Regions from separate parts of the Homo sapiens genome. Here region 1 is linked to region 2. A link is an interaction called in ENCODE POLR2A ChIA-PET data of the cell type or tissue named here. Cell type or tissue: Caco-2. All regions are shown on one strand. Links, peaks and the distances in the headings refer to the core of each region. The heading gives the core; the rest is flanking DNA.

Region 1 (2,893 bases), core at 153-2,652, 450 kb before region 2:
GTCCATCAGGACCTGGCGTGCCCTGCAAGCAGACATGTGCTCCTTCGACCTCCGTCAACCCTGGAGATGAAGCAGGGAAGGGGCCCTGGCTGGAGGCTTGGACATCCATCCGGAGGGGCGGAGTGGCCTCGAGGCGGTGTGTGAGTCCCCGGGGAAGATGCAGGGGACGCTGGGTGGCCGGTGGCACGAGTGAGGCTCGGGGTCCCGCAGCCCCCCGTGGTGTGGGTGCCTGAGTTGGGGGGTCCTCGAGGAGGACAAGGGAGGGAACTGAAGGGGGCCAGGACACCCGGTAGCTTGGCTGCCGGGGGCTCTGTGATATGCTAAGTCCCTCCTGCTCACCACTAAACCCAAGAGGAAAAGGAATTCCTGGCAGAGTCCAATTTAAAGTCAACAAACAAACAATGTGGGAAGGAGAGAAGGAATCCCAGGAATGTGGGCGAGGTCCTCCTCCCGCCGGGGCCACCCTGGACCCGGCGAGAAATCGAAGGTCCCCCAAGGACCCACGTCCAGGAGCCAACAGCCTCTCTGTGCAAACCAGACAACCCTGCAGGAACTGTGCTTGAAGAAACCGTGGAAACTGCCCCCAACCCTCCCGTCTCTATTTCTTTCTCTGTTTTATTATCTCATTCTTGGCTGTGAGGTAAACAGGAGAAAATGAGAAGGTGGTTCTGGAGGACCCGACCGAATTTGCTTTCGTGACAGGGTCAAGCGCCCTTTCCTCGCCGGCCGCAGCCCTCACCAAAGGGGATTTGGGGGCCTCCGGACAGGGGTCCTGAAGGTTTTGAATTGTTCAATCTCTGGGGGTACAGGAACCCCTGCAGGAGGTTTCAAAGGCAAGAGTTTCGCAGAGAGAAAAAAACCATGAACTTTGCAGGTTGGTGGCGGAATCTGGTGATTTAAGAAAACGTGTTTAAGCCTCGGCCGGGCCGCGCCTGGGCTGTCTGCGGTGCTCTTCCGGAATTCTCTACAATATCTGGAAGTGACCAAGAAAATTCCAGAACCCGGAGGCTGCGCCGTGGAGATAAACATGGGCACCTGGGTATGTTTGTTTTTATTGTTAGGACCTATTTTATCACAAGCAAAAAAAAGGAAGCTGCCCAGAAATCCAGGGGTGATGGATAGAAGGCGATGGGGCCTGCAGTGGCCCAACGGATTCTAGAATTTTCCTCTAGGAAGATGCCCGGGAATTTTAACCCTGTTGGCTCGACCCAGAAGCTCGGGGTGGCAGGGAAAGGATCACTGTGGCCTTCCTTCCTTCCTTCCTTCCTTCCTGGAATTTCGCTCTGTTGCCCAGGCTGGAGCGCAGTGACGTAATCATAGTTTGCTGCGGCCCTGACCCCAATGGCACAAATGAGCCTCCTGCCTCAATCTCCTAAGTAGCTGGGACTACAGGCATATGCCACTACGCCCGGCTAAATTTTTTTTTTTTTTTTTTTTGAGACAGAGTTTCCCTCTTGTCGCCCAGGCTGGAGTGCAGTGTCGCAACTTCGGCTCACCACAACCTCCGCCTCCCAGGTGGAAGCGATTCTCCTGCCTCAGCCTCCCAAGTAGCTGGGATTACAGGCATGAGCCACCACGTCTGGCTAATTTTTGCATTTTTAGTAGAGACGGGGTTTCGCCATGTTAGCCAGGCTGGTCTCGAACTCCTGACCTTGTGATCCACCCACCTCGGCCTCCCAAAGTGCTGGGATTACAGGCGTGAGCCACTGCGCCCGGCCCATTGTTTATTTATTTATTTTTGTAGAGACAGGGTCTCGCTGTGTCACCCAGGCTGGAGTGCAGTGGCAAGATCACATCCCACTGCAGCCTCGACCTCCTGGGCTCAAGTGATCCTCCTGCCTCAGCCTCCTGAGTAGCTGGGACCACAGGCATACGCCAGCACGCCCAGCTAATTAAAAAAAAAAAAAAAAAACTTTAGCAGCCAGGCACGGTGGCTCACTCTTGTAATCCCAGCAATTTGGGAAGCTGAGGCGGACAGATCACTAGAGGTCAGGAGTTTGAGACTATCCCTGTCTCTACTAAAAATACAAAAATTAGCCAGGTGTGGTGGCGCACATGTAATCCCAGCTACTCCGGAGGCTGAGGCAGGACAATCACTTGAACCCGGGAAGCAGAGGTTGCAGTGAGGTGAGATCGTGCCCCTGGGCGACAGAGGGAGAATCCATCTCAAAAAAAAAAAAAAAAAATTTCCGGATGGGGTCTCGCCACGTTGCCCAGGCTGGTCTTGAACTCCTGAGCTCAAGTGATTCTCTCACCTCGACATCCCAGGTTGGTGGATTACAGGCGTGAGCCACAGTGCCTGGCCCTGGCTTTTCTTCTTGTTTGTCAGGCTCTGCTGTTGTGATAGGAAGGCTTGAGGACTTCAAAGGGGCGGCTGGTGTGCGGGGTTGGGGACGATGGCAGGGACAGGAGGGAGGTGCTGTTGGCATGTGTGGAATGTGGCATTGGCGCTGGATGGACGGGTCTGTGTGCGCTGACTGCGTGTCCGATGCCAGGGCCTGTGTTCCCCCTGCACGTCCCCAGGAAGGAACTGCTGGACCAGCAGAATGAGGGGCCAACGCCAGGGGCAGCACTGCCCGGCCACAGAGGACTGTGGCCCCACAGATGACACCCTCAGCTACCAGCTCCTGCATCTGGAAGATGACCAGGAGGAGGAAGGACGGTCTGCAAGTGTTCAAAGTGATGTTTCCAGGCCGGGCGCGCTTGTAATACCAGCATTTGGGAGGCTGAGGCAGGCGGATCACCTGAGGTCGGGAGTTCGAGACCAGCCTGACCAACGTGGAGAAACCCCGTCTCTACTAAAAATACAAAATTAGCCAGGCGTGGTGGCGCAGCTACTCGGGAGGCTGAGGCAGGAGAATCGCTTGAACCCGGGAGGCGGAGGTTGCGGTGA
Region 2 (2,893 bases), core at 255-2,754:
TGGGAGTGCAAGGGACAAAGAAGGCGCATCTGTTCCCAGCCCCGGAGAAGCTGGTTCCCATGGCGACTGCGGAGCAGGCCGCGGCTGGGGGGGCGGGTTGCCAGGGAGCGGCGGGGAGGGGGCGCGGGGGCGGCGGCCTGGGGGGGGGCGGCGGCCTCGGGGGGGCGGGCGCGAAGCCGCAAGATGGCCGCGGCCGCCTCCCCGCCGTGCCCAGCCCGGGCGCCCGGAGCATCCCCGGCCGCCTTACGCTCGGGGGAAACTGAGGCGGGGCGCGGCACCAGGGAAAGGAGCCGCCTGGACGCTGTGCGGCGCAGCCGGGTGGGGAGGCCCGGGAATCGCAGGGGGTCGGGGCTGGCGCCGGGGTGCTCGGCGGCCCCAGGTCAGCACCGCACGCGCGAGACCTTTCCCGGAGCGAGAGGAGCGCACAGGCGGCAGCCGCTCCTGCCCTTCCCGGACTTCCGCCCACACGCGACAGCGGGAAACTGAGGCCCAAAGCCGGGCAGGGTCCCGGCGGGGGCTGGTGTCCTCAGCGCTCCCGGTCACAGGCTGCCCGGGCCCTGGTACTGGGGGAAGGGGCCGCATATGTAGGTCGGGAAATGAGTTCAGGCTGGAGGGGGTGGGGACAGGCGCAGGATGGTGACCGGAGGCCGGGGAAGATGGCAGGAGGCCGAGGGGAAGAGGGGGGCTCCTGGGGGAGGCGGCTGCGGGAGCCGAGGGCGGAGGTTCCCCACGGGGCAGCACCGCGCCCCCGAGCCGGCCAAGGGTGGGGATGGCGAGCCAGGGGAGGCAGGGACCCGACGCCAGGGCTGAGCCGAGACGCCATCGTCCTCGCCCGACCTCACAGGGAGAAACTGAGGCTGGGGCGGGGCCTGAGCGGGGGTCCCTCTGGAGGCAGCCGGGTGGGGGGCGCAAGGCCCGGATCTCGGTCCCCACGCCCGCCGGACTCCTCCGCGCCCTCCCTCCGGCCGCTTAGCCCACAGCCGGCTGCGATCCCCGGCCTGTCCCCCGTCCGCCCCCCGCAGCCCCGAGCCCGCCGCGCCTACCTCAGCGCCGGGACGAGCGGCCCATGGGCGGCGGGCTGGCGGCGGGCGGCTGCGTGGCGCTCGCGGCTGGCTCCGGCGCCCGGTGGCCGCGGAGCAGGCGGAGAATTTATGAATGGAGAGCGCGGCGCGGGGGAGGCCGGCGCGAGAGGAGGGGCCGCGCACGTGACCGCGTTGGCGGCGCGCCCGCTCCGCGCGCCCGGTGCTGCCCGGTCCCCGGCCCGCCGCCCCCGCTGCGCTCGCCGCTGGGTCTGGCTGGCTCCGCGCCGGCCACCGCCTCCCCTTCCCTTCCGGCGGGGCGGGGGGCGGAGCCTGCGCTCCCGGGCGCCCACTCCGCACGCGGAGCCGCCCCCCGCACCCGCCGCGGCGGCCGAGCCCCGCCCCCGGCCCATCGGCACGATTCACCTCGCCCGGTCCTGAGGTCCCAGGGACGCAGCTGGGGGTGTCCTGGAATTCACGACTCTGCAGCCCGAGGTGCGCCGCGTGCGCAGGAGGGGGTGGGGTCCGGGGGGGCACGGACTCCCCTCTCACGTTGCTTGGTCCGTGGGGGTTCTGGGGCGGCACAGCCAGGGCCCCTCGGCCACAATTCCCCTTTAAGCTGCACAGCCCAGGGTCTCTGGACACAGGCGCCCCGCCTGCTTCCCCACGCAGGTCCCCTCTGGCACTGTGGAGGACTCGCCATGCCTCTCCTGCCCCCTCCCCTGTGTGACAGCGATCACAGACCCCGGCACAAAGCTGAGCAGAGCCCATCGGGGCCCAAACGTGCACTCACAGAGGCCTGCTCCTCGTGGGGTGACATCAGAACGACACCCGCAGAAACCCAAAGCCCAAAGCTGCCCCCGCTTCTCCCTCTTAGACCATCGAACCTCATCCTGCAGATACTCAGGCCACACACCTGCCACCAGCCTGGCCCGAGCGCCACCCCAACCCCTCTGAGCCCACGCCTAACACCCCACAGCGCCTCCTCTTTCTCGTCCCAAAGAAAGGCTGACACCGCTCTGGCACGTGGCTGGCCCAGCTCAGCCTCCCCGCCTCTGCCCTTGCAGGTGCCCTGTACCCAGGCCTCTGTCCATGCAGCCAGAGATTCACCCCGGTTTCCTTCAACTCCTTCCCCAGCTTCACAGTCTCGGCGCTTCTGCTCTTGGCTTCCAGCCCATGCCTGGGTCCCCTCCTCTGCTACGTCCCTCCAAGGCCCTATGCCTTGCGCCTTGCCTGTTCCTGTGTGCTGTGGGGCCACCACTCCGATAGCTGTGAACTCCAAGGGCAGCCCCAGGGAACCTGGTGCCAGGCAAATGGGAATTGCATGGGCAAAGGTTTTGAGGCAAAAAAGTTTGCAAGTCAATGCCTGTGAAGGAAGCAGAGAAATCGTCTTGTTCCCAGCAGGACCATGACATGGGCAGGCTTCAGGGTTTTTTGTATTTCGGTTTTGCTTTTTGGAGAGACAGAGTCTCGCACTGTCGCCCAGGCTGGAGTGCAGTGGTGTGATCACGGCTCACTGCAACCTCCACCTCCCGGATTCAAGCAATTTTCCAGCCTCAGCCCGGAAGGTAGTTGGGACTACAGGTGCGCGCCATCATGCCCAGCTAATTTTTGTTTTGTTTTTTTTTGTAGAGATGGAATCTTGCTATGTTGTCCGGGCTGGTCTCGAACTTCTGGGCTCAAGAGATCCTTCTGTCTCAGTCTCCTAAATTGTTGGGACTACAGGTGTGAGCCCCCACACCCCGCCAGGTTTCTGATTTTTAATAAAGACTCCCTCTGGCTGTGTGAAGAAAAGGTACCTGTACTAAACGGGGGGAGGCTGGGGCCTCCTAGGCAAGAGATGGTAGCCGCGGTGGCCATGCTGGGTGCACAGG

What was found. Peaks named below come from ENCODE experiments on the same cell type or tissue, not always from the same donor. Only the 100,000 strongest peaks of a DNase experiment are listed, where the experiment ranks them.
Region 1: POLR2A ChIA-PET joins it to region 2 with 6 read pairs; 3 of 35 experiments call an interaction of 5 or more read pairs at or near these places.

Annotation. Positions count from the first base shown.
Region 1 is chr19:782,292-785,184 of GRCh38, forward strand. It overlaps LINC01836 (long intergenic non-protein coding RNA 1836), which reads left to right and starts at 505. Exons shown (of 2, transcript XR_001753829.3): 1 at 505-1,039; 2 at 2,524-2,893. LOC101928450 (a long non-coding RNA gene) reads right to left here and starts at 317. Exons shown (of 2, transcript NR_187752.1): 1 at 1-317. RefSeq lists an enhancer at 58-631. In Caco-2, for the core only: no CTCF peak of the experiment used is centred there; DNase peaks (open chromatin) are centred at 440 and 1,310; H3K4me3 peaks cover 1,999 bases.
Region 2 is chr19:1,236,713-1,239,605 of GRCh38, forward strand. CBARP (CACN subunit beta associated regulatory protein) reads right to left here and starts at 1,293. Exons shown (of 10, transcript NM_001393918.1): 1 at 1,044-1,293. It overlaps CBARP-DT (CBARP divergent transcript), which reads left to right and starts at 1,216. Exons shown (of 2, transcript NR_186324.1): 1 at 1,216-1,514; 2 at 2,652-2,808. RefSeq lists a silencer at 1,211-1,430. In Caco-2, for the core only: no CTCF peak of the experiment used is centred there; a DNase peak (open chromatin) is centred at 1,418; H3K4me3 peaks cover 1,611 bases.